Regions from separate parts of the Homo sapiens genome. Here region 1 is linked to region 2. The links are chromatin loops, found by intact Hi-C in ENCODE. Cell type or tissue: heart left ventricle. All regions are shown on one strand. Each heading gives the region's core, and the rest is flanking DNA. Links, peaks and the distances in the headings are about the cores only. Region 1 overlaps CCDC90B-AS1 (CCDC90B antisense RNA 1). Region 2 overlaps DLG2 (discs large MAGUK scaffold protein 2).

Region 1 (15,518 bases), core at 3,018-11,017, 500 kb before region 2:
TTAGTGTTGTTTTAAGCCAATAAGTTTGTGGTAATTTGTTATAGAAGGAATAGGAAACAAATACACTTACTATATTAACTCTTCTAACCCTCAAAACAATCCTTTTCTTTTTTGAGACTGAGTCTTGCTCTGTCACCCAGGATGGAGTGCAGTGTTGCAATCTCAGCTCACCGCAACCTCCACCTCAGCCTCCAAGTAGCTGGGATTATACAGGTGTGTGCCACCACGCCCAGCTAATTTTTGTATTTTTAGTACAGATGGGGTTTCACCATATTGGCCAGGCTGGTCACGATCTCCTGACCTCAAGTGATCCGCCTGCCTCAGCCTCCCAAAGTGCTGGGATTACAGGTGTGAGCCAACACGCCCGGCCAAAACAACCCATTTTGAAAATGAAGACACTGAGGCTCAGAGGTTTAAACAGTTTGCTAAGGTCACATAGCTGGTAGATGGTAGAGAGCTGAGATTTGAACCTAGGTAGTCTGACTCTGGTGTCTGGGTATTTACCCAATGTACCCAATGCCTCTCATGTTAATTGGTTTATTATTTTTTTCAAAATATCTTTTCCTGCAGTTTTACAAAATTTTAAGAGGGAGGTAAGTTTGTTTTCTTAGTAGGTATTTTGGTTTCATTTTGGCGTATTCCTCATGAATGCCAAGATTCCACTCTACAAACCACCACAGTTTCATGGTTAAGAATGGAACTAAACCAGTCTTAGTGTTGCTTCTTACTAGTTGAGTGATGTTGTGGAAGTTATTTAATAGAGGATTAGTGTTCTCATTTTTAAAAGTGGGATAATAATCGTACTTACCACGCGATTGTTTTAAAGTGAGATAATGCATACAAAGCACTTGGCACAGCATTTGACACAGAGTAAGAAGGTGGTATTTATTGAGCTATTACCTAACTAATAATGATAGCATTACTAGAGCTAATAATATAATATTAGCATTATTTTTATTTACCAGAAGTGTATACTTCAGGCCCGCTCAGTCCAGTTCAGATTCTAAAGCTTACACAGTGGGAGGGAGGGAGAGGCTTATCTGGCATAATGCCCTTTCCTCAGATTCTAGAATATTGGTAATAACAGGCGTGGGTCCCGGCATGTCATTAGAAGAAAGCTGGCAGCAGCCTCACTCTTGTGTGCCTTTCCACCATCTGAAGCAGAGACAAAGGACACTTATCCAAAGAGAAAAATTAGATTAGGCAATTTACCAATTCATGGAATTCATTCAGTTGTTTCTGTCCTTTCCTTTTCAAGTAGCTGTGTCCCTATCTGCCTCCTACAGGCAGTACCTGGACAGGTCAGCCTGTGTGTCTGCAGAACTCTCTACTGCTGGGGGACCCTGTCCAGGATCACTGGATTGATGTCACTGGAAGTGAAGGTAGAGGGCTGTTTCTTGGTTCAGTTAGCTGATTTAGCTACAGTTCATTTCCCTTCTAATTTTGGGCTTGACAAGGCAGACCTGAGGGGAAAGACAGGCAGAGGCAGCTTTTGATGTCAGAGCTCTCCTACCTACCTGCCCCTCTCCTGCCTATCCTGTTCTATGCTCTCCCCCAATCCTACAGTAGAATTATCAGAGGAAGAGAGGGCGTGATTGGCAGCTGGGAGGGAGCAGCCATCAGAGCTATGCCTCTCTCATGGAGCACCTGGAGAAAAGAAGATTCTAGCTTTTCCAGCCCATGAACAGCCCAGTGCTTATCTTCCACTGCATCCAAAAGGGAAGCTGGGGGTGTAGTGGAGGGTGGGCTTCTACTTTTTAAGAAAATGCATTTTTTTTTATTATAAATGTATTGCTTCCTTAGAAATAAAAAGGTATGAAAATGTATAGAGTTCAGAATAAAATTATTCTCTAATTCCTTACCCTGAAGATGATATTGTTAACGGATTGGTGCACTTTCTTTCCAGTGTGTTGCAGCTTAATTTTCTCACTTATCATTATGTCTTGGACATTTTCCCAAGTTTGTACATAGAATTCTATTTCATTCTTAATAACTCAATAGTATTACAGGGTATAGGCATAACATTATTCATTTAACTGGTGCTCCTATTAATGGATACTTTGTATTCTTTTTTTGTTATTATAAACAAAACAAAGCTGTACTGCACATCCTTTTAGATACTTCTTAGTGCATGTACGTAAGAATGTCTATAGGAAGAATCCCTAGAAATGGAATGGCTGAGTCAAAGAGTTTGCATATTTAAAATGTTGGAATGTATTGCTATATTGCCCTCTAAAATGTTTTAATAATTTACATACTCTTAGGTAGGTGTTCTTTAACTTTCAAGAGCCCTTACCAGTATGCAATATGTGAATTGCCTGACATTTTGACAACCTTCAATAACCTCTTTCAGTGAAGCTCAATATACTTTGTGTGCTTGGTACAGATACTATGGTAGGCATGGGGTGTTCAAGAATGTCTGAAGGTTGAATAGTACTCCAAACCTAGCCTACAGTGTGTGTCCTATGAAGCCTTGAAGTTAGGCATTGTACTCTCTTCTCTAGCTACAAAAGTCCTGGATGGCATCTTCTTCCAATAGAAGGCTATTTAATCTCCATGGAAAATTTGTTGTTTTGTGTGGCTACCATTATCAATAATCGCAGATCATCTGGATGAATTGCTGCAGCTTCTACACCAGAACTTGCTCCTTCATCTTATACTTTTTTGTTCTGGAGACAACTTCTTTCCTTAGAGGAGTTTTTGAGTAGGGGAAGAGACAAGTACAGCCATAGCTCAGAAATAATGTGGTTTAGTTCCAGACTAACACAATAAAGTGAGTAAAAAGAATGTTTTGGTTTCCCAGTTCATATAGAAGTTATGTTTACCTTATAAACTCTATTAAGTGTGCAAAGCATTATATCTACAAAAGTACATACCTTAAAAGTACTTTATTTGCTAAAAAAATGCTAATGATATCCAAACCATCAGCTACTTGTAATCTTTTTGCTGGTGGAGGGTCTTGTCTCGATTTTGGTGGCTGCTGACTGATCAGCGTGGTGGTTGCTGAAGGTTGGAGTGGTTGTGGCAATTTCTTAAAATAAGACAACAGGCTGGGTATATTGCCTCATACCTGTAAATCCCAGCACTTTGGGAGGCTGAGGTGGGAGAATCTTTTGAGGCCAGGAGTTTAAGACCAGCCTGGGCAACATAGTGAGACCGTGTGTCTACAGAAAATAAAAAGAAATTAGCTGAGTGTGGTGGTGCATGCCTATACTACCATCTACTAGGGAGGGTAGGATGGAAGGGTTGCTTGAGCCCAGGAATTCAAGGTTGTGCCACTGCACTCCAGCCTGGATGGCAGAGTGAGATCCTGCCTCAAAATATAAAACAAAATAAAATAAAATAAAATAAAATAAAATAAAATAAAATAAAATAAAATAAAATAAGATAAAATAAAATAAAATAAAATAAAGTAAAATAAAATAAAATAAAGTAAAATAAAATAAAATAAAATAGTAAAATAAAATACAAAAATGAAGTTTGCCACATCAATTGAACCTTCCTTTCGCTGAAAGATTTCTTTGTAGCACATGATGCTGTCTGGTACTATTTTAACCACAGCAGAACTTTTTTCAAAACTGAAGTCAATTCTCTCAAAGCTTTCTATTGCTTTATTAATATTGTTGTTTCAACAATATTCACAGCATCTTCACCAGAAGTAGATTCCATCTCAAGAAATCACTTTCTTTGTTCATCCATGAGAAGCAACTCCAACTCCTCATCCATTCAAGTTTTACCATGAGATTGCTGCAATTTAGTCACAGCTCTCCAGTTCTTTTTGAAACAGTCTTACTCTGTCGCGCAGGCTGGAGTGCAGTGGCACGATCATGGCTCACTGCAGCTTTTGCCTCCTGAGCTCAAGCAATCCTCCCACCTTAGCCTCTTGAGTAGCTGGGACTACAGGCACATGCCACCATGTCCAGCTAATTTTTGTATTTTTTATAGAGATGGAGTTTTGCCATGTTGCCCAGGCTGATCTTGAGCTCCTGGGCTCAAGTGATCCACCCCAAAAAGTGCTGGGATTACAGGCATGAGCCACTGTGTCCAACCTGGGCTCCGCTTAACCCTTCAAAGTCATCCATGAGGATTGGAACCAACTTCTTCCAAACTCCAGTTAGTGTTGATATTTTTACTTCCTGCCATGAATCACAAATGTTCTTAATGGCATCTAGAGTGGTGAAAACTTTCTACAACGTTTTCAATTTACTTTGCTCCAATCCATCAGAGGAATCACTATCTATGGCAGCTTTGGCATTAGGAGATATATTTCTGAAATAATAAGACTTGAAAATGGAAATGGCTCCTTGATTCATGGGTTGCAGAATGAGTGTTATGTTAGCAGGCATGAAGGCAGCATTAATCTCCTTGTATATCTCCATCAGAGCTCTTGAGTGGCCAAGTGCATTGTCAGTGAGAAGTAATACATATATATTTTTGAGATGGAGTCTCGCTTTGTCATCCAGGCTGGCATGCAGTGATGCAATCTCAGCTTACTGCAACCTCCGCCTCCCAGGTTCAAGTGATTCTCCTGCCTCAGCCTCCCTAGTAGCTGGTATTACAGGCATGCACCGTCACACCTGGCTAATTTTTTTTTGTATTTTCAGTAGAGATGGGATTTCATCATGTTGGCCAGCCTAGTCTTGAACTCCTTACCTCAAGTGATCCACCTGCCTTGGCCTCCCAAAGTGCTGGAATTACAGGTGTGAGCCACCATGCTTGGCCTGCAGTAATATTTTGAAAGAAATCTTTTTTTCTGAGCAGTAGGTCTCAACAGTGGGCTTAAAATATGCAGTAAACCATGCTGTAAACAGATGTGCTGTCATCCAGGCTTTGTTTTTTCATTTCTAGAGCACAGGCAGAGTAGATTTTACATAATTCTTAAGGGTCCTAGGATTTTCAGAATGGTAAATGAGCACTGGCTTCAACTTAAAATCACCAGCTGCATTAGCCCTTGAGAGTCAGTCTGTCCTTTGAAGCTTTGAAGCTAGGCAATAACTTCTCTAGCTATGAAAATCCCAAATGGCATCTTCTTCCAATGGAAGGCTATTTTATCTATGTTGAAAATCTATTGTTTAGTGTGGCCACTGTCATCAATGATCTTAGCTAGATCTTCTGGATAAATTTTCATAGCTTTTACATCAGAACTTGCTACTTCACCTTGCACTTTTATGTTCTGGAGACAACTTCTTTCCTTTAACCTCATGAACCAACCTCTGCTAGCTTTATACTTTTGCAGTTTCCTCATCTTTCTCAGCCTTCATAGAACTGAAGAGAGTTAGGGCATTGTACTGGATGAGGCTTTGGCTTAAGGGAATGTTGTGGCTGGTTTGATTTTCTATCCAGATCACTAAAATTTTCTTCATATCAGTGATAAGGTTGTTTTGCTTTCTCATCATTTGTGTATTCACTGGAGCAGCACTTTTAATTTCCTTCAAGAACTTTTCCTTTGCTTTCACAACTTGGCTAACTGGTGTAAGAAGCTTGGCTTTCCACTTATCTTGGCTTCCAACATGCCTTCCTCACTAAGCTTAATCATTCCTAGCTTTTGATTTAAAGTGAGAGATGTGCTACTTTTCCTTTCACTTGAACACTAGAGGTCATTGTGGGGATATTAATTAGCCTAATTTTAATATTGCTATTTCTCAGGGAATAGGGAGGCCCAAGGAGAGGGAAAGAGTTGGAGGAATGGCTGGTCAGTGGAGCAGTTAGAACACACACAACATTTATCAACTAAGTTTGCTGTCTTATATTGGTGCAATTCATAGCACCCCAAAACAATTACAGTAGTAGCATCAAAGATCACTTATCACAGATCATCATGACAAACATAATAATAATGACAAAGTTTGAAATATTGCGAGAATTACCAAAATATGACACAGACACGTAGTGAACATATGCTGTCAGAAAAAATGGCACTGATAGACTTGCTCAACATGGGGCTGCCATAAACCTTCAATTTGTAAAAAAACACAGTATCTGTGAAGTTCAGTAAAGCAAAGTGCAATTAAATGAAGTATGCCTGTAAACCAAAATTATGATAATGTGCCAGGTATTAGGATATGAATAAAATACTAAGAGATCATGGGAAAGAGAGTAACTTCCTTTTTGGGGTCCTTCGAAGGAGGCTTCCCAGAGTAAGTGGGCCTTGAAAAATGAGGAGTTCTCAGCATGAGAACTCCTGATAGGGAATTCATGTGCTCTCTGGGGAGTGCTTCTGTTGATCTGTAGTTTGATTGGGAGGAGTAGAGAGAAATCAGTCAGGAGGGGTGGGTCACATTAGGAAGGACCTCAAATGCCATAGAGAGGAGGAAAAATTTCAGATGAGATGGAGGAAAGGCTGGAGAGCAGAGAGCCTGGAGCCCAGGAGAATGATTAAGAGACTGTGCAGAAGGTCAGGCAGATGTGATAAAGAACAAGATCAGGCTGATGGTGCTCAGGAGAGAGAGGGGAGGGCGGAGGAATTGGAGACTGTTTGGATGCATTCCTTTGGTATCTCAGACTCATCTTGGATTGGTCAGATTTGGACCTAGAGGCTGTCATCTGGGGGCAAGTTTATTACATTGGATGGCTAATAAAACTGTATTGATTCTGTTTTGTTTTGAAACAAGAAATCCCCCTGCTGGGAGAAATGTCAATCTGATGTGCCGGAAGGGAATGAGCAATAGAACTGCTTGGATTGTCTTAACTGAAAACTGCTGTTTCAGTATGACAGGGGATTGTGCTCTGTGCTGGGCCAGGCTCAGACCTTTATTAGATTATAATTCTCTTCTTGATTTGGAGCCCTGACACTGACCTGGGTTAGACATTGGAGAGGATGCAGGGTTGGGGAGGGGTGGAACCAAGGTGCGTGCAGGAAGCCTTGTGAAAGACAAAACCTGGAGTTAGTGTGGACACATAGTGATTCATTCGTTTATCCATTCATTCATCAAATCTATATGAGATTTTACCCTGTGCCCAGGAAGGCACGGACCACTGGAGATGCAAAGCTCTTGTTCCCCAGGAGCACCTAGTCTAGGAACCAAGGGAGAGAAAGCTTGCAAATGGGTTGGTTTGGCACTGTCAGATCTAGTCTTTGATAAAAAAGTGGATTGGAGTTTAAGATGTTTGTCCTTGGAACCCTCCTCTTCTCCCCTTTTCTCTATCCTACCCCTCCCCAGGCTTCCTCATGGTGGTGGATTTGTGTACCATTCTTATTCACAGCTGACCACTAGCTCAGCCCCATTAAAGCATCAGCTGATGATCAGAGAATTTCTAATAATAGCTTAAGGGATGATCCATCCTGAGCTTTCTTTTCCAATGTGTGTGAGAGAAAGCCCTGGCTTAGGCTCTGGTCCCAGCCTGACTGCTCACTAGCTTTGTGACTTTGGAAAAATCATTTAGCCTTTTCTGAGCCTCATTAATCATAATTCCTGCTCTGCCCTCCTCATGGGATGGTTGGAAGGCTCAACAGGATGTGGATATGCTTTGAAAATTGTTGAGCTCAGTACAAAAGCAAGAGCCTGTAATTACTCCCTATGCTCTCTGTTGCTCAGAGACAGATATCTAGATTATCATGTCAGGATCCTCACAATTCACAGGATGCCCCTTTCTTTACCCCAACTCTTAAGGGAATAAACATACCACACCTTGGTTCACCTCCTCTCAGTCAAAGGTAGTGAACTCTGGGGCCAATGGGGTTGGACTTATTTTCCCCTAGATGATATCTATATGAAGGGCAAGGTGAGTGAGATTTAAAAAGGAATCACTAAAAATTTCTATGTCAGTGGCAAAATAAGAGTGGATAGATAGGCTGAGACCAAAGCAGGAGAGGTTAGGTTAAACACTGGGAAGAACAAACATGGTGTTTGGAATTGGGAGACACTGGACTCTGCAAAGTTAGTACTTTTTAAGACCTGGGCGTCATCTTTTCTGACCAATTGTGTGACTTTGGGCAAGTTACCAAGGTCACTCAGGTATCATTTACTAGTTATCAAAGGTCTCTAGGCTTTATTTCTAAGGATTGCACTGAGCTAACATAGTGCTTACACTAAAATGTGAGCTGAATTGAATCTCCTTTTCTGGAACTTATTCTGATATGAAAGATGGAGGCAGCTTAATTAGTATAATTTTGGGGGCAGTGGGATAAGTTAGGGAGTTAGAATCCTAGTATTCTGCAAAGCCCTCATGGAGAATTCACATTTCAGATTGCATGAAAACTTGGTCAAAGTCTAGTTAGTAATTGTGAGCTGAACATAGCTGTTCAGTTGCTGAAATGCCATTATTTGTGTGCAGTTGGAGGAGGAGAAAGGGACATTTGTCAGGCTATGTGTAAGTATCTTGAGCTCTTCCCTACAAAAACCTATGACAAATATAAAATTTTATTTAGGAGGCTAAAGGGAAGTAGTAAGGAGTTAAAGAAGTCTGGCTTAAATAGGAGAAAGCTGAATTTACTTGCCACTCATAAACATGTCTTCACAGGAGGAAAATGAAGGCTGCAGTTGATTATTCACATTAGAAGGAGAAGTTCCTGTCCTGTCTCTCATCAAGAAGATGTCCCAAGTGGAATGGTTTCTTGATGAGGAAGCCTTCCCAAAATTTCCTATGTGGAAACCTTCCCAATTTGCAGTTGTTGAGTGACATCGACATGATTGTCAATGATGATGATGATTACAATGATGGTGGGAATATATACTATGTGCCAGGCCCCGTGCTAAGTACTTTACTGATTATCTCCCTGAGATGATGCATTACTACCACATGATGCATTATTAGCTTCAATTTACAGGTGTAGAAACAGAGGTTGGTGAAGGTAAAAGCTTGTTCAAGCTTACCTTTCTAGTAAATGAACAGGCTGGGCACAGTGGCTCACATCTGTAATCCCAGCACTTTGGGAGGCCGAGGCGGGAGGATCATGAGGTCAGAGGTTCAAGACCAGCCTGGCCAGTATGGTGAAACCTTGTCTGTACTAAAAATACAAAAATTAGCCTGGTGTGGTGGTGCATACCTGTAATCCCAGCTACTTGGGAGGCTGAAGCAGGAGAATCGCTTGAACCCAGGAGGCGGAGGTTGCAGTGAGCTGAGATCGTGCCACTGTACTCCAGCCTAGGTGACAGAGCAAGACTCTGTCAAAAAAAAAAAAAAAAAGCACACACCCAGGCAGTCTCATCCAAGAGCCAACAAGTATATATTGCCTCGTAATTTGAATTAGTTTCTAGCTCCTGCTTTAATCATTATCTTAAGTTATAAGATATTTGAATTAAATTGAAGCAGTATACAGAGATTTTCTTTACTATTGCTATGTCTGAGTTTTAAACTTCCTTGAAACAATTCTCTGAGCTTTCAAATAAAGGTATCTTACTGCTTGCAAGTTACCTTATTGTCAATTTTTTGGGAACAAACTCTTAAGGCAGACACTATTATTCCCTTTAACAGATGAAGAAATAGAAGCTCAGATAATTTAAGTCAGTGCTCCTCAAACTTATATAATCTGAGGGTCTTGTTAAAAGCAGGTCTGGGGTAGGTCTTGAGATTCTGCAGTTCCAACAAGCTCCTAGGTGCTGTCGAGGCTGCCGGTCTGGGGACCATCCTTTGAGGAGCGAGGAGAAGTAACCTGCTCAGGATGACATAGCATATAAGAAAGAGATCCTTGGCCGGGCGCGGTGGCTCACGCCTGTAATTCCAGCATTTTGAGAGGCCGAGGTGGGTGGATCACGAGGTCAGGAGATTGAGACCATCCTGGGTAACACAGTGAAACCCCGTCTCTACTAAAAATACAAAAAATTAGCTGGGCGTGGTGGTGGGCGCCTGTAGTCCCAGCCACTCGGGAGGCTGAGGCAGGAGAATGGTGTGAGCCCGGGAGGCGGAGCTTGCAGTGAGGCAAGATTGCACCACTGCACTCCAGCCTGGGTGACAGAGCGAGACCCCGTCTCAAAAAAAAAAAAAAAAAAAAGAGAAAAAGAAAAAGAAAGAGATCCTTGAAGCCTAGTTTCTTTTTGTTGTTGTTGTTGTAGTATTTATTTATTTATTTATTTAGAGATGGAACCTCACTCTGTCACCCAGGCTGGAGTGCAGTGGGGTGATCTTAGCTCACTGCAACCTCCACCTCCCAGCTTCAAGCAATTCTCGTGCTTCAGCCTCCTGAGTAGCTGGGAATATAGGTGTGCGCCATACTCAGCCAGTTTTTTTTTGTATTTTTAGTAAAGACAGGGTTTCACCATGTTGGCCAGGCTGGTCTCGAACTCCTCACCTCAGGTGATCTGCCCACCTCAGTCTTCCAAAGTGCTGGGATTACAGGCATGAGCCACTGCACCTGGCCTGAAATTTTTTTTTTTTTTTTTATTGTTCATTCTTGGGTGTTTCTCGCAGAGGGGGATTTGGCAGGGTCATAGGACAATAGTGGAGGGAAGGTCAGCAGATAAACAAGTGAACAAAGGTCTCTGGTTTTCCTAGGCAGAGGACCCTGCAGCCTTCCGCAGTGTTTGTGTCCCTGGGTACTTGAGATTAGGGAGTGGTGATGACTCTTAACGAGCATGCTGCCTTCAAGCATCTGTTTAACAAAGCACATCTTGCACCGCCCTTAATACATTTAACCCTGAGTGGACACAGCACATGTTTCAGAGAGCACAGGGTTGGGGGTAAGGTCACAGATCAACAGGATAAGAATTTTTCTTAGTACAGAGCAAAATGAAAAGTCTCCCATGTCTACCTCTCTCTACACAGACACGGCAACCATCCGATTTCTCAATCTTTTCCCCACCTTTCCCCCCTTTCTACTCCACAAAACCGCCATTGTCATCATGGCCCGTTCTCAATGAGCTGCTGGGTACACCTCCCAGACGGGGTGGTGGCCGGGCAGACGGGCTCCTCACTTCCCAGTAGGGGCGGCTGGGCAGAGGCGCCCCTCACCTCCCGGACGGGTCGGCTGGCCAGGCGGGGGGCTGATCCCCCCACCTCCCTCCCGGACGGGGCGGCTGGCCGGGCGGAGGGCTGACCCCCCCACCTCCCTCCCGGATGGGGCGGCTGGCCGGGTGGGGGGCTGACCCCCCCACCTCCTTCCCGGATGAGGCAGCTGGCTGGGCAGAGGGGCTCCTCACTTCCCAGTAGGGGCGGCCGGGCAGAGGCGCCCCTCACCTCCCGGAAGGGTCGGCTAGCTGGGCGGGGGGCTGACCCCCCCACCTCCCTCCCGGATGGGGCTGCTGGCCGGGCGGGGGGCTGATCCCCCCACCTCCCTCCCAGATGGGGCGGCTGGCCGGGCGGGGGGCTGACCGCCCCACCTCCTTCCCGGACGAGGCGGCTGGCTGGGCAGAGGGGCTCCTCACTTCCCAGTAGGGGCGGCCGGGCAGAGGCGCCCCTCACCTCCCGGACGGGTCGGCTGGCCGGGCGGGGGGCTGACCCCGCCACCTCCCTCCCGGACGGGTTGGCTGGCCGGGCGGGGGGCTGACCCCCCCACCTCCCTCCCAGGCGGGGCGGCTGGCCGGGAGAGGGGCTCCTCACTTCCCAGTAGGGGCGGCCGGGCAGAGGCGCCCCTCACCTCCCGGATGGGGCGGCTGGCCGGGCGGGGGGCTGACCCCCCCCCACCTCCCTCCCGGACGGGGCGGCTGGCCGGGCAGAGGGGCTCCTCACTTCCCAGTAGGGGTGGCGGGGCAGAGACGCCCCTCACCTCCCGGACGGGGCGGCTGCCGGGCAGAGACGCTCCTCACTTCCCAGACGGGGTGGCTGCCGGGCGGAGGGGCTCCTCACTTCTCAGACGGGGCGGTTGCCAGGCGGAGGGTCTCCTCTCAGACGGGGCGGCCGGGCAGAGACGCTCCTCACCTCCCAGACGGGGTCGCAGCCGGGTAGAGGCGCTCCTCACATCCCAGCCGGGGCGGCAGGGCAGAGGCGCTCCCCCCATCTCAGACGATGGGAGGCCGGGCAGAGACGCTCCTCACTTCCTAGATGGGATGGCGGCCGGGAAGAGGCGCTCCTCACTTCCTAGATGGTATGGCGCCGGGCAGAGACGCTCCTCACTTTCCAGACTGGGCAGCCAAGCAGAGGGGCTCCTCACGTCCCAGACGATGGGCGGCCAGGCAGAGACGCTCCTCACTTCCCAGATGGGGTGGCGGCCGGGCAGAGGCTGCAATCTCGGTACTTTGGGAGGCCAAGGCAGGCGGCTGGGAGGTGGAGGTTGTAGCGAGCCGAGATCACGCCACTGCACTCCAGCCTGGGCACCATTGAGCACTGAGTGAACCAGACTCCGTCTGCAATCCCGGCACCTCGGGAGGCCAAGGCTGGTGGATCACTCGCGGTTAGGAGCTGGAGACCAGCCTGGCCAACACAGCGAAACCTCGTCTCCACCAAAAAAATACGAAAACCAGTCAGGCGTGGCGGCGCGCGCCTGCAATCGCAGGCACTCGGCAGGCTGAGGCAGGAGAATCAGGCAGGGAGGTTGGAGTGAGCCGAGATGGCAGCAGTACAGTCCAGCTTCGGCTCGGCATCAGAGGGAGACCGTGGAAAGAGAGGGAGAGGGAGACCGTGGGGAGAGGGAGAGGGAAGAGGGGAGAGGAAGAGGGGAGAGGGGAGAGGGGAGAGGGAGGGGGAGAGGAAGAGGGAGAGGCGAAGCCTAGTTTCTTAACAGCAGCTTGTTTCTAAGGTGTGGTATTGGCGGTACTGGCAATGCATGATTGCCCTTTGTCTGGTGGGACAGGCAGCTGGACAAGTATCTGGACTTGAGTCTGGCTCTGACTGCTCTGCCTCTTGTCCATGCCTTATCCCCTCTCTGAGCTTCAGTTTCTTTCTATGTACAAATTTGGGGTTAAATTACATAACTTCTGAGATCTCTGAATACTATAGTACCATGGTAAATTATGAGGAGAAGTGCCAGGATGCAGGCAGAACCCTGGATGGAAAGACATTTCCATGAGACAAGAAGATTAAAAGGAGTCACCTTAGAATGCAGATCATTTCTAGGCAAGCTCCCTGTTCAGGATCAGTAGAGAAAATATTTTATCTCTGTGAAAGGGAATGATTAATGTGCCCCAGGGTGCTGATTTTCTCAGGGACTGTGAGTTAGCACCAGAAACCTGGGTAGCTGCGTCAGACTCTCCAGACTGTGCTTTAAACAGGAGGGAGACAGCAGCTATTGGATCTCTGTCAATCTGTGTGACTTTCCTAAGCTTTCAGCCTTGTCTGGAAAGGTGGGGACTTCCTTCTCATCCACTATTCTAGGGCAGAGCACCTTATCTTACATTCAAGAACCTTACAGTAGATGGGCATGTTCATTGAGGTGTGTGTATATAGTAAGTGCTCAAGTTTTAAAAGCTCTCTTGTGAACAGCAAGGTGGTTTTTAAGGAACCAACAATAACCCAAACAGAGAACTTTTCTGTCGAATTTATTCCTCACCAGGGGTACCTGGAAAAGTAGCGTTGACTCTCCAGGACTGAAGCCAGATAGGAAAGGTGTTTACCTCAGGACAGATGCCAATAAAGAAAGAGGGTTAATGATGCTGATTATCGCAACTACTCTTTTTTATCTCATTTGATACACAAAACTACCCTATGGGGTAGATATTATTAAGCTCATTAAGAAACAGAGGCTTTGGAGGTTAAGATGCTTATCCAAGGTGACAGCTTGTGAGTGGAATTTAAGTGCTCGTCTGATTACCCCAAAGCTCTCCTACTCTTTCCATTCTGCTACACTGCTTATCCTATAAAACCATTTCCAAGAGAGGGGCTGAGGATCACATTGGAGAAGTCATGTTTGTCTGGAGAGTTGACCTTGGACCTCAAAAGATAAGATACAAGCAGAAAGAATAGAGAAGTAAGGAGCAAAGGTGGGAATAAGCTGAGGGAGTCCAGGACTTTAGCTGTAAATAGGGCCAGGAAACCCAGAACTCTGATAAAAGACCATGTAAAGGGCTTATCACCTTCCTGGTGCTGCTTGCTCAAGATGTAATAGTGTTTCTGGGTTCAAGGTAAGCTATTGCTTTTTGGCTCTAGATGAAGCTGCAACTTCCTTTGCGTTAATTCACCCTGGTTAGCTATGGCTTCATTTTAGCCCCAAGGTGCATGTATCTCTTCTTTAGCCGTGGCTTTCCTCCCTCGGACTCTTCCTGTCCTCATCCTTCATCTGATCATCAAGATGAAATATAATCCTCCTGGAGAGTATGAGTGCATGCCTTCTTGAGATGTGTATAGGTTAATCACAAGAGACAGTCATTTCATCTCTCCTGGGCAGAGTTGACCTAGTTGGATAGACTCTCTCAGCCTGGTTTTCCACAGTTCATGATGCAAGGGTCAGGGATAAGTTTTGACATGAGAAAGCTCTGATTCAGAGAAAAGAATGCACAAGTGTATAACCTATTCATCATTTCATCCACAATAATAATTGTATTCCTATGTACGTGATACCGTGCTACTCCCTAAGATGGGTGGGGATAGGTAGAAAAAAGAACACAAAAAAGTAGAAGACTAGTCCATGCCAAGGAGAACTTTTCTACCTAATTGAATATTTCGGTATAAGAAGAATGGGGAGCATATGTGAGGTTGAGATGATCAAATTTAATGGCTGAAGTGCTCGTTCATTTGAAATATCTTTATTAGATGTCTCTTATATGCCAAGTACTTTGCAAGGCACAAGGTAAGCCAAACAGTTATTCCCCAAAAGAAGCTTAGTTCTAGAAGGAGACGTTTACAAACAAGTGAAAAGGTCATTGCAAACCTTTATTGGGTGTTTGCTAAGTGATGAGCACTATACTGGACTTTGCCTTATAAGTTTTCCCTTTGATGTGTTTATTGATATACAATATTATACACATTTATGGTGTACATGTGAGTATTTGTTACAGAATGTGTAATCAAGTCAGGGTATTGGGGTTATTCATCACTCTAAGCATTTATTATTTCTATTTGTTGAGAATATTTCAAGTCCTCTCATCAAGCTACTTTGAAACATGCAATACATTGTTGCTGATAACAGTCACCCTAATCTACTACTGAACATTGGAACTTCTATCTTAAAATTCTTTAATTTTTAATTTTTGTGGGTACATAAGAGATGTGTATATTTATGGGGTACATGAGATATTTTGATAGAGGCATACCATGCATAGTAATCACATCAGGGTAAATGGGGTATCCATCCCCTCAAACATTTATCCTTTGTATTACAAACAATCCAATTGTATTCTTTAGGTATTTAAAAATATATAACAAATTATTTTACACTGCAGTTACCCTGTTGTGCTATCAAATACTACATCTTATCCATTATATCAAACTATATATTTGTATCCATTTACCATCCCCACTTCTCCCAACCACCACTGCCCTTCCCAGCCTCTAGTAACCATCATTCTACTCTCTATCACCATGAGTTCAATTGTTTTAATTTTTTTTTTAGCTCCCACAAATAAGTGAGAACTTGCAAAGTTTCTGTGCCTGGCTTATTTTGCTTAATGTAATGATCTCCAGTTCTATCTGTGTTGTTCCCAGTGACAGGATCTCATTCTTTTTATGGCTGAATACACTCCATTGTGTAGATGTATCACATTTTCTTTATA
Region 2 (15,518 bases), core at 3,974-11,973:
TGCATGAAAATCAACTTGTATTCACCACTATGAATGAGAAATAATATTTATTAAACTATTTCTCTTCAAAATATCTGTTGCTTTTGTTTTTTCCTTTCTAATTTACTATGCTAGTTCTAAGCATTGATCTGAACTATTGAAACAGGCCCTGTTTCCTGTTTATTTTGAAAAATTTCAAATTATAGAAAACTTGAAGAACATTATAATAAAAACTCATAAAGATTCAACAGTTCTTAACATTTTGGTACATTTGTTCTCCCTCTCTTCCTCCTTCTCACTCTCTCCACTTACCTACCTATCTGCCTAGCAGAAGACACACACACACACACACACACACACACAGACACACACTTTTTCTGAACCATTTGAATTATGTTGCAGACGTCATTCCACTTTCAATCTAACATATCAGCAAGGCATCTTCCCAGTGTAAAGACATTTTCTGTATAACCACAATGCCATTATTACTCCAGAGAAAGCAAACAAAACTAATATTTCTATAACATTTAATATATTGCACCTATTCAAATTTCCTCCGTTATCCTCCAAATGTCTTTTACAGATTTTTTTCTTAAATCCAGGATTTAAGTTTTATGCATTGCATTTGGTTGTTACTATGTCTTTAGTCATTATTAGTCTTGAACATTACCTACATTTTTCTTTAAATAAAATTTACTCTTTTTTTAAAAATAATTTCAGTCAGATGCTTATAGAGTGTTCTGCATTTTGAATTTGTCTGATTGTTTCTTCAGAATCAGGTGAAACATTTTTAGCAAAATCCAGTGTGTAATGAATGCTGTGTATTTCTTACTGCGTCATAGCAGGAAGCTCAAAATACATGGACCACCAGATCTCTTCATTTAAAAGGCACCTTTCTATTTTGCAAATAACAATCTATAAGGTGGTTTATTTGAGACCATGTAAATATCCTTTTTCCAGTCAACTTTAACCCCTAATTGTTTTAGCATCTATGGATTATGCTTTCTTGAAATAGTTATTTTGTAGCGGGTTAAAAAATGGTTATTTTATAAATTCTTTATTTATTCTAGAATTATTAGCTGGTATTATTTTGTGCAGGAGAGCTTCTCCCATATATATATATAATTTTTCTCTATCATTCTGGATTTATTTTTGATATATCATGACATAATTTTTTATATATCATATTAGAATGTTTTTGATATATAATATTGTTCTTTTTGATATATCATATATTTGGTTTTTTGATATAGCATGATATTATATCTCATTACCATGTGGTAGACTTCTAATTGATGTTAGCTTTTCCTCTAATCTCTGTCTCTCTCCCATCCTCCCTCTCCCTTTTGTCTACTCTCAATACCTTGATAGTCATCTTGTATATCACAACCACTCTACTTTTCTTTAAATACTGCCTTTCACATTTTATACATGCCACAGATGCTCATATTCATCTGTGTTCCTAACTGCTTGTAAATTATGTGCAAATTTCTTAGCCCTATATTTAAGCCCTTTCACAATGCAGCTTTTACCACAACCCTCTCTAGTCTTTTTAAGACCAGATACTTCTCTGATATGAGGGAACGTTAGAGTGGATTCTGTCTAGTCCTCCCATATCATTGGTGGAAAAAGTGAGGCACAGAGAATGAAGTTATTTTCCAAGGTCACTCAGTGTATTTGTAGTAGAGTCCAGATGAGAATGCTAGAGTTCAATGTCCTACATTACACGCCTCCTCTCCTAAGCAAACCCTCTGCTGCTGCTAGAAGCTTCATGTCCATCCCTAGCCTAATGTTATTCCCTTGGGCCTAACTTCCTCCTCCTTGTTTTACTTCCTGTTTTCCTGGATTCTTTGAAGTCTTGGCCTTCTCCCTTGTCCAGGTCAGGTTCTATCTTCCCAGACCTCCTGTAATCATGATGGTCCGTGACACTTACTTGGCCATCAGCCCCACAACCTGGCAGCATTACATGAATTTTGGTCCTTCTTTACTCTTTTATTATTATTTTTCAGGTGAGCAGTAATGCAAGCTCATTTTAAACAACTAAAACAATACAAAAAAACAGCAAGTAAACTGTGAACATCTTTCTATCTTAACCTTCAGGTAACCACTGATAATAAACTAGACAAATTAACTCTATACACTTTCTCTACACATATTTACATATCCCCAGCTACATTCCCAATGTCTAGGATAGTGCCTGGTTCCTGTCAGTGAGTGAATATATGTGAGTGGAAAAACATTCATGTTTACCTCCATATATAGTCATTGTTTTAAAGAATGATCCCATAATAACACACGATGTTCTGTGATTTGCTTTCTTTTTCTATTTACCTTTTTAATGAATAAATATCAATAACTAGACTGTAAGCCCCACGAGGGCAGTCCCAGCCACTGTTTCAGGCTTCTTGTTTTCCCAGGATGTGGCACAAATCGATGTCCTCATACATTATTACTGAGGGTGACTACAGCTTTACGTGCTTGATGAATCTCTTCCTCAACTCTGAAGAAGCCTTAAGGTTCACAAAGACTCCTGTTCCTCTAAAGAGGAATTATTAATCAGCTCACCAAGGATTTCATGGCCAATTTCAGTGTCTAATAGTGAAAACGATGTAAACTAGAAAAGAAAGTATAAGCGAGGAGAATAATATAGCAGACAAGCAGGACCCTAGAAGGTGGCAACCAACTTTGCCACCTTGAAAGGCATAATTCTCTATACTGGAGCTGCCATCTTGAATGTGGACTTTTGTGGGAAGTATTAGGCAGACCACATAAATACAGCCTTAACTCCAAGCATTACTGATTTCAAAAAATGCTTCTAGACATTTGGGAAAACTAGAAGCAGCAACAGAATCATTTCAAAACTCTCCTGAAAAGACAAACTCCATACAATAAGGAGTGAGAAAGAGTGACCATCGTCTGGAATCATCTCTCCTTCATCACTTTCCTTTGTTCTCTGAAGCATATATCAAGACTTCATAAAAGCAGTCAAGGCTGTGCTGAATCTTTCACTATCAGTCCCAAGTGGATATTATAAGCATCAGAAAAATTTTCCATTTACACAGGCAGGGAGGTATTTTCAGTAATTTATATCTTTTCTAATTACTAACCAATTCTCTCTTTCCAGCCTCCCAATTTAGCACATAGAATTGCTGCTCCCTGCAGAAAACAACTCTCCAGCAAGGTGTGAGTTTCCATGGTTAGTTGCCAGAGCTTCAGATGTGAACGGAGCTGCAAAGCCACAATCCATTCAGTAGATAAAAACATCAAGAAATAAAGTTCCACTGCATTCGTTCAGTTCCTAGCACAAAGTGAATGCTCAGTAAATAATAGGAAGGAGGGGAAAAGCGAATCAGGAGAACAGAAAAGAAAAGGAGAGAGGGAATAAAGGGAGAAGAAATCAAGGCAATTGACTTTCAAACTGTTTGTGACCAAGAATTTAACTGTGGAAGGAGATCACTAATAAAGATAATACTAGTTACTGAATACTGAACAAGAGGGTATTGTGTTAGGCTTGTTATTGTTAATCCTCCCAAGAACTTTGCTGAGGTCAACTTTAAGATGGGAAAACTGAGGCACAGAAAGATTAGATGCTTCGAAAGTAGCAGAGCTAACATAAGAGATACGGTCTGTGTGGTGCACACACTGTGTCCTTTCTCCCCTACTTAATCTTCCCTCTTCTCTTATAATACCTGCTGTCTCCAGCCTTAGGTCTGCAGGTAACACTCCTATCTTTGACAGTCATCAATGTTGCTATGTGCTTCCAAATCTACTTCTGCTCCCCACGCATACACATTCCCTTCCCCATAATATCACATGCCTTCTAACAGCAGCCTCGTGCCGGTCATCACAATGGGCCACTTTGCTTTTCCATCTCAGTAAACAGCCCCCTCCAGGCATACTGTAGTCTTGGTGTCTACAGGCTGTTTCCCTGTTTCTTTAGGGCAAGCTTGGTCAGTGCAGGGACCAGCTTTCCTCAACAGCTCTGCCACTTTGGGTATTAGAGAGCACAACAATCTCCCAGAGCATTTTAACGTCAAACCCTTTTAATATTCCTGTGGCCAAGTTCAGTGCCTTCTCACCCAGCTCCTTCCTTGAATTATGCTTCAGCCTATATTGGGGCCAGTTCTGTGAGAGGCTGGCTGCAGGTTCTGATCAGCGGTGGGCTCTGCCACATCTTGTGAGACCAAGAGGCATTAAGTCAGTAAGCACAAGGGCAGCAGTCATCCAGAAGGGGAAGAAGCACTGGAGGCTGCCTGAAACAGAGGACCTGGAACTCTCAAACTCCATTCACTGCACTAACAGTTGCCAGCAACAGAATAAAATATATGTGACTAGCCCTTGCTGTTCTTGGCACGAGGAGTTCCATGAAACCCAGACATATAATTCTGCATTCTTTAAATCATCATCCTCTATCTTTTCCCTTTCCAAGTTTGCATTGCATGCAGTTTCCTGTTGCATTGTTTTCTCTTTTGTCAAACTCCTACCACCTGGAAAAGTTGCCATGTACACTGCACTGTACACCGTACACCATACACTGCACACTGCACTGTAAAGGTGTGGTCCCTTGATTCTCATTTTTTTTCCTCTCTATTATACCCTCACCCTTTCCTCCCATTCTCCCCTGCAGGGTCTCACCTCTGTGATCCTCTCCTGATCTGTCTCTCTGCATCTGTGACTAGATTCCCTTCACTTCTTCCTTCCTTACCTTTCCTCTGCGGCTGGGCTGTGTCTATTTCCTCCTCCTGCAGCTGGTCTCACTTGCTTTTTCTTACCACCTCCCTCTGAGTGATCTGCCTCTACTTTCCTGCTGCATCCTCTCTTCTCTTCTCTGGTTGATTTATCGTGCTTTATTGGGAAGACAGCCTATGACTGGCTGTTTACCACCTAATTTCTGGAATTGTGTTATCCTTTTGAAGTCCAAACTGATGTGCTGTGAAAGTCTCATAATTAGACTTATAAAAATAAATCTTTCTCATTCCACCATCAATACAACTAAAACACTGGGTTAGCTGTCAAATACAGGCAAGCCAGAGGAGCTTGCTCCTGAAAACTAAAATAGCAAAATTATCTGTGCTAGCATTTGGAAATGCTATCTTAGGCTGTGTTGCTTATACATAATGCTCTGTGACTCTAAGTCAAGGACAAGCCTCAAGTTAGGGTTTTTCCATGTAGGGCTTCTGGAGAAACTCCTTAGGATTTATAGGTCTCTGGAGCTTCTTCAAAATCCACTTGTTCCTGTCTACTATAGAGACCTGCTACATATCAAAGAACCAAGTGAATGTTCAACCCCCTTCTTAACACCATCATTATAAACTGAATGTTCTAAATTCTATATTTGCTCCTGAACTGACCCTTAGTCCTTGCCTAGAACCAGTCAGTCAACAATAGCTCAACTTTGGGCTTTTGGGTATGTATGTAGCTCAAGGTTTATATCATCTGCATTGTAACCTCCATTTCTTACCCATCCTTTGCCAATATTTTCTTCCCTCTTAAAAGTATGAAATAAGTACTGAAATGTTTCAATTTTTGTATGGCCCTAAGATACAAAATACGGGTTGAAGAAGCACTAAGGGGAAAATTCACATTTGGAGATGTGAAAACCATGAATATTATATTAGAAGACAGATGCATGCATGCCATCCATTTGCAGAGAATGCATCATTGCTAAATATTGCTTCTCTTCAAAGTTATGCATAATGAGAAAGTCAGGTAAACCAGGAAAAAGTATGGATTTTTGGATGAATAGGAGACTAAGCAAATAACTATGCATAAAAAGCATAAATCACTCACCAACAAATTGTATAAACTACAATGTGTTTTCCAGGATAAAGTGTGTGAAGGTATCTGTTGTATGAATACAAATTCACCCTTCTTTTCTTTCTTTTTCAGGCTTGTGAGTGTTTGACAATGTAAATTATTCTTCCTGAGAACAAGTCCACCTGAGGATTAGTGAATGGGTGTGATTTTCAACCAAAAAAACTTGTATTTAGCTGCCTTCTTTCTCACACCTATAAGTTCCTGGCTAATGTTGATATTTATCAAATGCTGTGTGCAATAAAAACAAGTATTTCCCTAAAGAAAGTAAATTGTGCTGCAATTGTTTATGTGTGTGTGTGTATGTATACATGTATATATGCTGTGTATAAAAATATAAATAATTTTGGTAATTATTGATGAGTAGATAATACCTTAGCACATTTATGTTCCTAAAGGAAGAAAAATCCAGGGATAGGTATATTTTCAAGAAGGCTTGGTAGATTTGGCTCTGGCTTGTGTCATCATTTAGCTTTGGAATTTTGTACTTTAGTTCCTTTGTTTATTAAATAAACAACAAACAAACAAATATTGTACAAGAGGAACTCTGGTATTCCATTCGGAGTTATGATTCTGTGATTCTATCTTGTGGTTTTAAAATACCTACATACTGTAAGATGTTTGATTCTGCAAAGAGCTATGAACCTATTCTGCCTTTTCCCATGCAAAAGTCATTCTTTTGTTTACTCATTTATTCTAGAAACATTTATTTGTGATTTACTATGTTTATTTATGATTTACAATAGGTTCTGTGCCATGTCCCATGGATTCAAAGATTATTTAGATAGCCTCTGTTCTTGAGGAGCTCAGTATATATAAGATGATCTCCTACTTTATAGAATTTTTTCTCAAAGACCTAACTGTAGAAAGTCAAGCTTTCTATGCAAATAACTCAATATGTACCCATAACTCCAAGTCCTGACGCTAACTGGTATTGTATTTTGGAGAAGTGGTTTATCTTCTGTGTTAAATCTCTGAGGTAGTGTAATAGAAGGGAAAGAGTGTGGGTTTTGTCCAGCAGACTCAGGATTGGAATTTTGACTCTGTACATCTATTAAGTGATGATAGGAATATCTACTTCAAAATGGTTGCAGAGTTATATTGAGAACTGAATAAGGTGATGCAGATGAAAACCCACTCAATGAATGGTAGCTTTTGCTTTTACTATGGGAAATTGAAGAATACTTCTGCTTTGTTTAAGCACCCTTTTCAAATCAGTAAACCAATAAATTCATTTTTTCTGGACTAAATTCTTTGAAGACTCTTTTCTTAGTATAATCTATGGCTGTAACCTCTATGCAAGAGTCTGTATTAGGTTGAACCACACAAAATTGACAATATTCAACTTGACCTACAGAAATGGCAACTTCATATGGTTCAGCCTAATAACATTATTAATATCACTAAAAGAAAATTTTAATTTCTACTTTTTAATGTAAATAGCATGTACAATTTCAATTTTTTTCTAGAAGAGTATTTCCTCACTAAAAAGTATGTTTAGTGTGTAAAATTCACGACATTTGCTGTTTTGATTAAGAAAAATAATGTTAAAATAAATCTTCCTGGTTCTTTTTCCCAAAATAGTTTTAGGAAGTTTAAATTTGAGTTAAATGTTGTGAAAATTTTAGCCTCAGGAAATGTGAAAAGGGACATTAAAGTCTTATGTATTGTTGGCTATCAGGGAAAAGAGTAAATCTTTGACCATTCTAAAAGAACAACATTGGAGTTGTCAGCTAATGAGCTGAAAGTTGTTCTGTGATATATTACTGAGCAAAAGATTAGAGGAAACTAGTATAACAGAGAGAAAGAGAAAGAGAGCCCTATTTTTTCCCCTGCTGTATATGTGGCAGAGACTGAGGACTGGGAGTGTGTAGAAGTGTGAGAGAAAAATGTGGGAGAAGTGTTTAAAGTGTTCCAAGGAAACTAAAATGAAGACAAGAATATGTATGCTGGGGTTCAGGTTTTCAAAACAAGCTAGCTTCTACCTAGAACTTGTCATCAACACCCTTTACTAGTAGCTTTTGAACTTCCATCTGTCTACTGAGCTGGAAACACTCTTCTTCGTAGCCACATGTCATGCTGCCACCCTTGCCTTGGGAAGCTCAATTCAAATCCTACTTCTCCTATGAAATTCTCCCCAGTTACAGGGCATTTTCTAGAAGAACTGTTATTTCCTCTATCCTTAACACTAAAGCAAAATACTTCTATGTCTTCCAACTCTCCCATCCCAAGTGTTTTATAGATGGTTTGTGGTTGTGTTTAACAGTAATAGATGGGCTAAGAAATATATTTGTCCATCTGATATGGCCTCAAGACTATCTAGTCCACATTTATTGAACATCTACAATGTGCCAGGGGCTGTGTCATGTCATGTACTGAAATCAATAAAAATAAGACTTGGGTTTGGTATGAAGAAGATCACAGCCTTATGTAGCCATTTTTGAGATGTATAAATGAATAATCCTATGAAGCACTTATGATGTTTCTGAAATTCTTTCCTCATAAGGTTTACTGGGAATCCTATAATCCCACCATTTGAGATTCACTGTTTTGGTCTTAAACTTAGTAGATATACTGTGAAAATCTCGATATAGTTAGTTAAAATAATGCTTTGCCTGTTTCCTAACATTCAACCTCAGTGTGAACTCCTTCATCTGATTTCTTTCACTGAAGGACAGACAAGAAAGAGCATGAGGACACTAGACCCCTAGGTACCATAGAGTGTGAGGAGGGACCAGAATTGTGGGAAATGTACTTGAGGTCAGCTTTTATCTGGCAGGAGTTGCACAATGTTACAGAGTTGAGGAGATGGGATGATGACCAGAAGGCCAATGCCCATTCCTCTTAGAGTTGAAGCTCATTCTTAGAGCCTTGAGCACTGGGACTGTTGGTGGCACTGTCAAAGAAGGCAGGACCACTTGCTTTGTGTCAGGCACCATGATGGGTGCTCTATACCCCTTGGCACATTTAACCCCCATAACAATCCTTTGAAGCAGGAGTCATTGGCTCCATTTTATAAATAAGAAGACTCAGTTTGGGGAAGCTAAGTACTTGTCCAAAGTTTGCACATCTAGTTGATAGTAAAGCAGGGTTCAAGCCTCTTGCTGGTTCCAAAGCCATACTTTTTCATCTTCTTAACCTTTGAGAAATAAAGGAATCCAGTTACCCTCAAAAGGCAGGTACTACTTCAAGGGAAATACTTTTGAATGCAAGTCCATTTGAGGACCAGCCTCGTGCCGTATCAGAGGAAGACAATTTCAAAGTGAGAACAAATTTCATTTCCAACATTTTCAAGAGCAGAAACAAAGATTGTTTATAGGATCCTCTGAGATTTGATAAAAAAATTCCATCCTTTGCAGGAATGCTTTCTCCCAAGCCCTCTAAATGCCTGCAGATGGTCAGCTGGCTCCTGCTTGAGTAACTACAATGCAGTGACACAAGGCCTTTTCACTCCACCCACAGTGCTTAGCACAGTGAACAGACACATTAAGTCCTCAGTAACATCAGAAAATGGAGACTGAGTAAGGTTGAGTGACTTGTTCAAGATCAGTTAGGCGATACATGGTTTAGTATTTAAAACTAAACCTGTTACGAACTCTTGCTTTTAGATGATGCCTCTTTTGGTTCTAATGGCATTTTCTAGGGCAACACAAATAAGTCTACCTTCATTTCTGCAGAATGGTCTTGCAAGTGCTTTATCAACAAAAACAACAGCAGCAGCAGCAACAACAACAAAAATAACAGCCAACATTTATCAAATCCTTCCAGGTGCGAAATGTTACACTAAACACCACATGTATTATCAATTTCTCCTCATAACAGCCCTATACGTAGACACAGTCATCATTTTATTGATAAGAAAACTGAGGCACAGAGAAGTTAAATAAATTGCCGAAATTCACAATTACAAACAACAGAGTCAGGATGCAGACTCACTTTTTTTTCTTTATGTGCACTTTTATTTTTACATTGTAGAGAAAGTAATGACTTCTAAAAAGAGTATGTAAATGAGTATAATATAAGCCCATCAGACCAAAAAAATATTAGAACGTATTTAAAAGAATCAGGATTTCTATAAAACAATAAACACCTAGATCATACATTCTTTTGGACCAAATGGCAAGTGCATATACATACAAGGCAAGTACTGGCACATCAGACGTATCAAAAACACCTTCTTTGATGCAATCGCTTAGGAATTGTAAAAAATAAGTATCATTCAGCATCTGGATGCTAATAATAAAAGCGATAGAGGCTAAATAAACAGGGCCGTTACTCTACTCCCTTTCCTATTTCCTATTTTTAGGAATTCAAGTTTATTCAAAAGGTTTATATATAATCCCAAAACTGCTATTTCTCTTCTTCTATAATTTCAGAATGATAGCTTTACACAACTTTAAAGCTTGAGCTTCTTCTGAATTCCCAAAGTGTTTCTGTGCTCCTTTACAAATGGGCCACATCTTCAAGGGTCAGCTTTACCTGTGTAAGGTCTGCAAGACCATTCTCTCTCAGATACGAGGAACACTGAAGAATACATCATTCATTCCATAGAGGCCCTTAATTATGTGGAAACTGAATGCGCTCTCCTAGGATTCTCTAAAATGCTTTCTGTTCAATCTGTTACAGATGGGCCAATGGCCCAAGAAGTATAACCTTTCATTTTCATAATTTCATAAGCACTGGCAATCACTTCTTTGTGGACATTTTCCCCCTTGCTCTAGATCTTGATCAATTCCTTTATCTGAGTTTAGATCCTTCAGAGGGACACCAGCAATGTTCACTCCACTCCACACAGGAACACTTGAGTCCCCATGCTCTCCAAAGATCCACCCATGGCAGCTTCCAGAGTGGATTCCAAGCACTTGCACAGTCAAGAAATGGAAATGGGCAGTGTCCAGATTACAGCCATTTCCAATAATATGGGTTTTGAAAAATGTACTCAATTTCTAAGCTACATAAATTAAGATATCCACTGGACTGGAAACTATCAATTTGCAGCAGGACTATATTGAGTAATATTAGACATCATTAATTTAACGATGGCCACATTTAGACTGACTAAATTAAAGTGTTTCACCTTTTTCCTGGCATGCACCTGATGTGATAATCACTAGGTTGGAGTTTGCAGAGATGAGATAATCTTTGCTGGAAGCACTATCTGGCAGTTTTAGGAAAAGACTGCCATGTTTAAGATCCATTGTCTCACACCCTTCAATTCACCATTATCAACAGCTACAAAGGCAACTTCATCCCTCAAGTCTTTTAATAACATGGTGATTGCACGGGCCATGCTAACTGATCCAGTTCTTATAATGGAGACCTTACTGTGGTGAATAACCTCCTCTGAAGCAAAATTCTCAATAAATTCATTCTGGATAGTTACCATCACGTAACCAGAGGTGGGAAGGTTGGTTAAGGGCCAGCTGACCCTGTGATGTGCGTTCTCTGTTGGTGACACAGATTTATCCTGGGGCCAAGAAAATTTACTCCCATAGTGCCTACGCTCCAGCTGGACCACAGAACTCCTGCAGCCCACCTTGGGGATACACACACAAGAGGTGGATGGAGCAGAGAATGGAAGAAAGTGGTGGGCAAGCTGCAGGTTGAGCTTGCTGGGGCAAGCCGAAAGAACCTGTTTGAATGTTCAGTGCCTTTCACTTTACTTCAGCTATTGCAGTTACCAAGCAAGGCCATGCTTAGCTCCCTGCACACAGGCCTCATGGGGGCCTCTGGAAAGTGCTTCTGATGTCTGCTCAGATTAAAGCAGTAAAAAGGCTTCTTCTTTAGCTCTGTGTGAATCCTGGAGAATACAAACAAGTATTCTCTTCAATATCTGACATGGATAAGAGGCCAACCCAGATCTCTGGAATTACTCATTTCCTGTTTTTAGTAGGTATGCCAAGTCGGACCCACTCTGGCTCCTGAGCCTATAGCTTAAGCATCACTGTGTCTAATTCCCTCTCTTTCTCTCTCCTTCTTTGGGACATTTCACTTTGCCCTTCACCCTCTAATATATCATGTCCAGGAACCTTAATCCTATTCTGTGGCTTCTTGATATCTTTATAAAAATGCAGCAACTAGAGTGGAACATATAGCTTAGATAGAGTCTAACCAGTGTGGAGACAGAAGGATGTCTCCTTCCCACATTCCAGGACTACATTTCCGTAAATAGGCTCCAGCCTATTAGCCTATTGGCAGCATCATCAGATGGCTACCTAAAACCACAAGATCTTCTTTTAAGGAGCTGTTGCCATATGTCTCCATTCTAAACTGGTACAATTAATTTTGGAACCTGTATTTTCCCAGACTGTCTGTCTTAGCAGAGAATTTTGTATGCCTGGTAAATGTAAGTAGTTAATAAGTATTTATAGGATTTGTGTCAATATTTTGCTACCTTATGGCTACTTACTAGCTTAATGCCTCTGAACCTCAGTTTTTTTTCACTGGAAAATGGGAAAATAGTATATTCCCTGGTAGTGCTACAGGAGGTTCATATGAGATAATACATGCAGTGTAAGGTGATGTTATTATCACAGAGAATCTAGGTTTGAATTCCACACTAGAAAGGTAATTATAACTACTAAACCCATAATCACAGAAACCACAGCCTACAGGTCCTATAACTATCCCAAACATAAGATTATATGCCCAGATTTCAATCAGAAAACATTTTACAATTCCTTTCCCCCAAAGGATGTTCAACGTTTGCTTTCATTGCCCTCTAGTGGTTGCTATACAAAAGATATAACTACATTTTGTTTGTTTCTCATTTTGATTTTTGAGATGTCAGACACAATATCTTATAAATATTCTTCAAGTTTGGTTAGGTTACACACATTCCTGTCAGCTGGAAACCTTTAAATAATCAGCCTATAGGGACAGTACCTAACATTGTGTCCTGCGCAATACAGGTGTATACTGCCCATGCATTGTTGGCCATGCATTTATTTTACTAGATCTTTACTCAGAATCTACTGACTTAAAATAGTAATCTAGCTTCATTCATTCATTATATATTTATAAGATATATTATATGTCAGGTAAACAAGACAAGCATTGTCCTGGCTTACAATAGAGTAAGGAAAATGGAGTACTAAACATGTCTTTAAAAATTAACATGGTAAGTGCTGTCATAGGAAGAGTATGGGATATACAAAGCACATTAAGAGGGGTACCTAACTTGGAGGTGCTTCTGTGTGTTTTTGGAAGGTGAAGTGGGAATGGCAAGAGAAGGCATTTAGAGAATATAACAATCTAAGATTTGAAGGATGAATAGAATAGAAGAGTTATTCAGAAGAAGGTGGGGTGGGGAAAGTTTTCAGGAGAGGATACAATGTCAGATATAGTTACATGACAGAGAAAAGACTGACTTTTAGAGATATGGCTGGACAAGTTAAGAGAAGCTATATCGAGGAATTGAGACTTTATTTGGATGGTTAAGTTATAACCAATGGACTCTGAAAAAAGTATGAATGTATGCCTTTAATTTTAATTTCTGATTTTAAAACTTTTATTATTTAAAGGGAAGTCTTAGGCTGGGTGAGGTGGTTCACACCTGTGATCCCAGTGCTTTGAGAGGCTGAGGTGGGAGGACTGCTTGAGGCCAAGAGTTGAAAAACAGCCTGGGCAACATGGTGAGACCCAGTATCTTAGAAATATTTTAAAAATTAGCTGTGTATGGTGATGCATGTTCATAGTCCTAGCTATTTGAGAAGTTGAGGTGAGAGGATTGCGTGAGCCCAGGAGCTCAAAGGTTTAGTGAGCTATGATTGTGCTACTGCACAATCTAGCAGCAGTGAGACCCTGTCTCTAATTAAAAAATAAATAAATAAAATAAAGGGAAGTCTTTATTCATAACTAACATACGTTTAGTCATAACTAATAAAAAATTAATTGTTCAAAAACCCTTCAGTGCATCCTTTTTATCACACAAAGTTCTCTCAAACACATACATTCCTAGCATATTGGAGCTGGAAGGGCCTTTAAAGATCCTGAGTCTCCGTCTTTTCACTTTACAGAGGAGTGAGAAGATCAGGAGTTTGTTCAGGTTGTCCTGAGTAACTGAATTGTTGCTCCTGGGAGCTATTTGCTTTTCCTAGCCTAGCCCAGTGCTTAAACTCCTCATCCCGTTTATTCAGAGGCCAAATAGTCTCCTGCATCTGGTGTCTTGTTGGTCTGGGCTGTTGATAATTCTTGAGCACTCCTGCTTTTCAAAACTTCTGCATTGGACTTCATGTTCTTCCTTTGTGGCCTGATGAAAAAATCGTTTATCTTAGACTTGCAGTGAGGATCTGGGAAGGTCTTTCCATTACCAAGGAAAACATGAATCCTCCTCAGAATACCTGGTGAGGTTTTGCCTTTTCTATGGAACTCCCTTGCCTCACTGTACTTTTCTTATAGTATAATTCGGGGTGGACCTGCTTATTACTTCTGTTAGACTATAAGCATCCCAAGGACATGACACATGGCTTAGTCATCATTACATTCCACATAGCAAGGTGACATAAACACAGAAGCCCCTATCAAGTTCGTTGTAGACAGGGATGAGAGGATACATGAATAAACAGAGGAATGGAGTGGAATATCTTATTTCCTGACAGGAGGTTTAAATCTATGTTAGTAAGGGTATGAAAGCTATATATATTTTTTCCTTCAGGGAAAGATGGTGAGCCACCCAAGGTGAAAAGAGAATCTCTGACAAGCAAGCAAAAATTAAGGTTGTACTCTTTGTCATAAGAAATGACTATGAATATGAACGTAAAAAGACATTAGAGAAGAAAAGTCAGGAAAAGGGGAAAGATAAATTTGGGTAGCATAAGAGACTGCCCAAAGGACTTTAAAACCAGAGATACCTGACGTTCATTTTTAAGTTTTTACATGTTTATGCAAATCCACTGCCATCTTTTTGAGGCATAAGTCCTGTCTGCTACACACAAAGGAGATGCTAAGGAACACTTGCTTGCCTTTATGTTAGAAACAGAAACAGTGTGATTTTTTCTGATGTTCTCAATTACAGAGTCTACTGACTCAGGTCTATATGTGCCTGATGATGATCACGAGCCCCATCAACAAAGGGAGTTCCCGCTCAGCATGGAGGCAGACCCTCCGCCAAATGAAAGAAAAATGTAGGCCAGGTGTAGTGGCTCACACCTGTAATCCCAGCACTTTGGGAGGCTGAGGCAGGTGGATCACCTGAGGTCAGGAGTTCGAGACCAGCCTGGCCAACATGGTGAAACCCCATCTCTACTGAAAATACAAAAACTAGCTGGGCATTGTGGTACATGCCTGTAACCCCAGCTAACTGGGAGGCTGAGGCAGGAGAATTGCTTGGACCTGGGAGGCTGAGGTTGCAGTGATCCAAGATCATGCCACTATACTCCAGCCTGGGAGACAGAGCAAGACTCTATCTCAAAAAAAAAAAAAAAAAAAAAAAGAAGAAAAGAAAAAGAAAAGAAAAAGAAAAGAAAAATATAGTCTTCATTCTTCTTAATTCTATCATAAATCTGAGAGTAGAATAATAAAAGTACATGAAAAACTACCCATAGCTTAGTATAGTTTATGTTACACACAAAACCTGAGAGATATAGGCAATAAATGTTCCTGGAATATGTTTTACAGCAACATTGGTCCATCAGGAAAGTTTCCCTCCAGGAAAGATTCTGAACATAGAGAAATAACAAGAAATCAAATTATAAGGAAGATTAACTATTGACCTTTTCCTGACC

What was found. A loop is a pair of places that touch in the nucleus more often than their neighbours do. Peaks named below come from ENCODE experiments on the same cell type or tissue, not always from the same donor. Only the 100,000 strongest peaks of a DNase experiment are listed, where the experiment ranks them.
Region 1: it touches region 2 in a loop (6-fold over the local background); 3 of 110 quality-filtered maps call a loop at or near these places.

What each region holds. Positions count from the first base shown.
Region 1 is chr11:83,305,317-83,320,834 of GRCh38, forward strand. All of the region lies in intron 1 of CCDC90B-AS1 (CCDC90B antisense RNA 1), which reads left to right. LOC105369420 (a long non-coding RNA gene) reads left to right here and starts at 442. Exons shown (of 2, transcript XR_950379.2): 1 at 442-1,382; 2 at 1,567-1,826. In heart left ventricle, for the core only: no CTCF peak of the experiment used is centred there; no DNase peak of the experiment used is centred there.
Region 2 is chr11:83,804,267-83,819,784 of GRCh38, forward strand. All of the region lies in intron 17 of DLG2 (discs large MAGUK scaffold protein 2), which reads right to left. It also overlaps the pseudogene LDHAL6DP. Among named protein-coding and RNA genes, the nearest start is that of DLG2-AS2, 170 kb to the left of the region's middle. In heart left ventricle, for the core only: no CTCF peak of the experiment used is centred there; no DNase peak of the experiment used is centred there.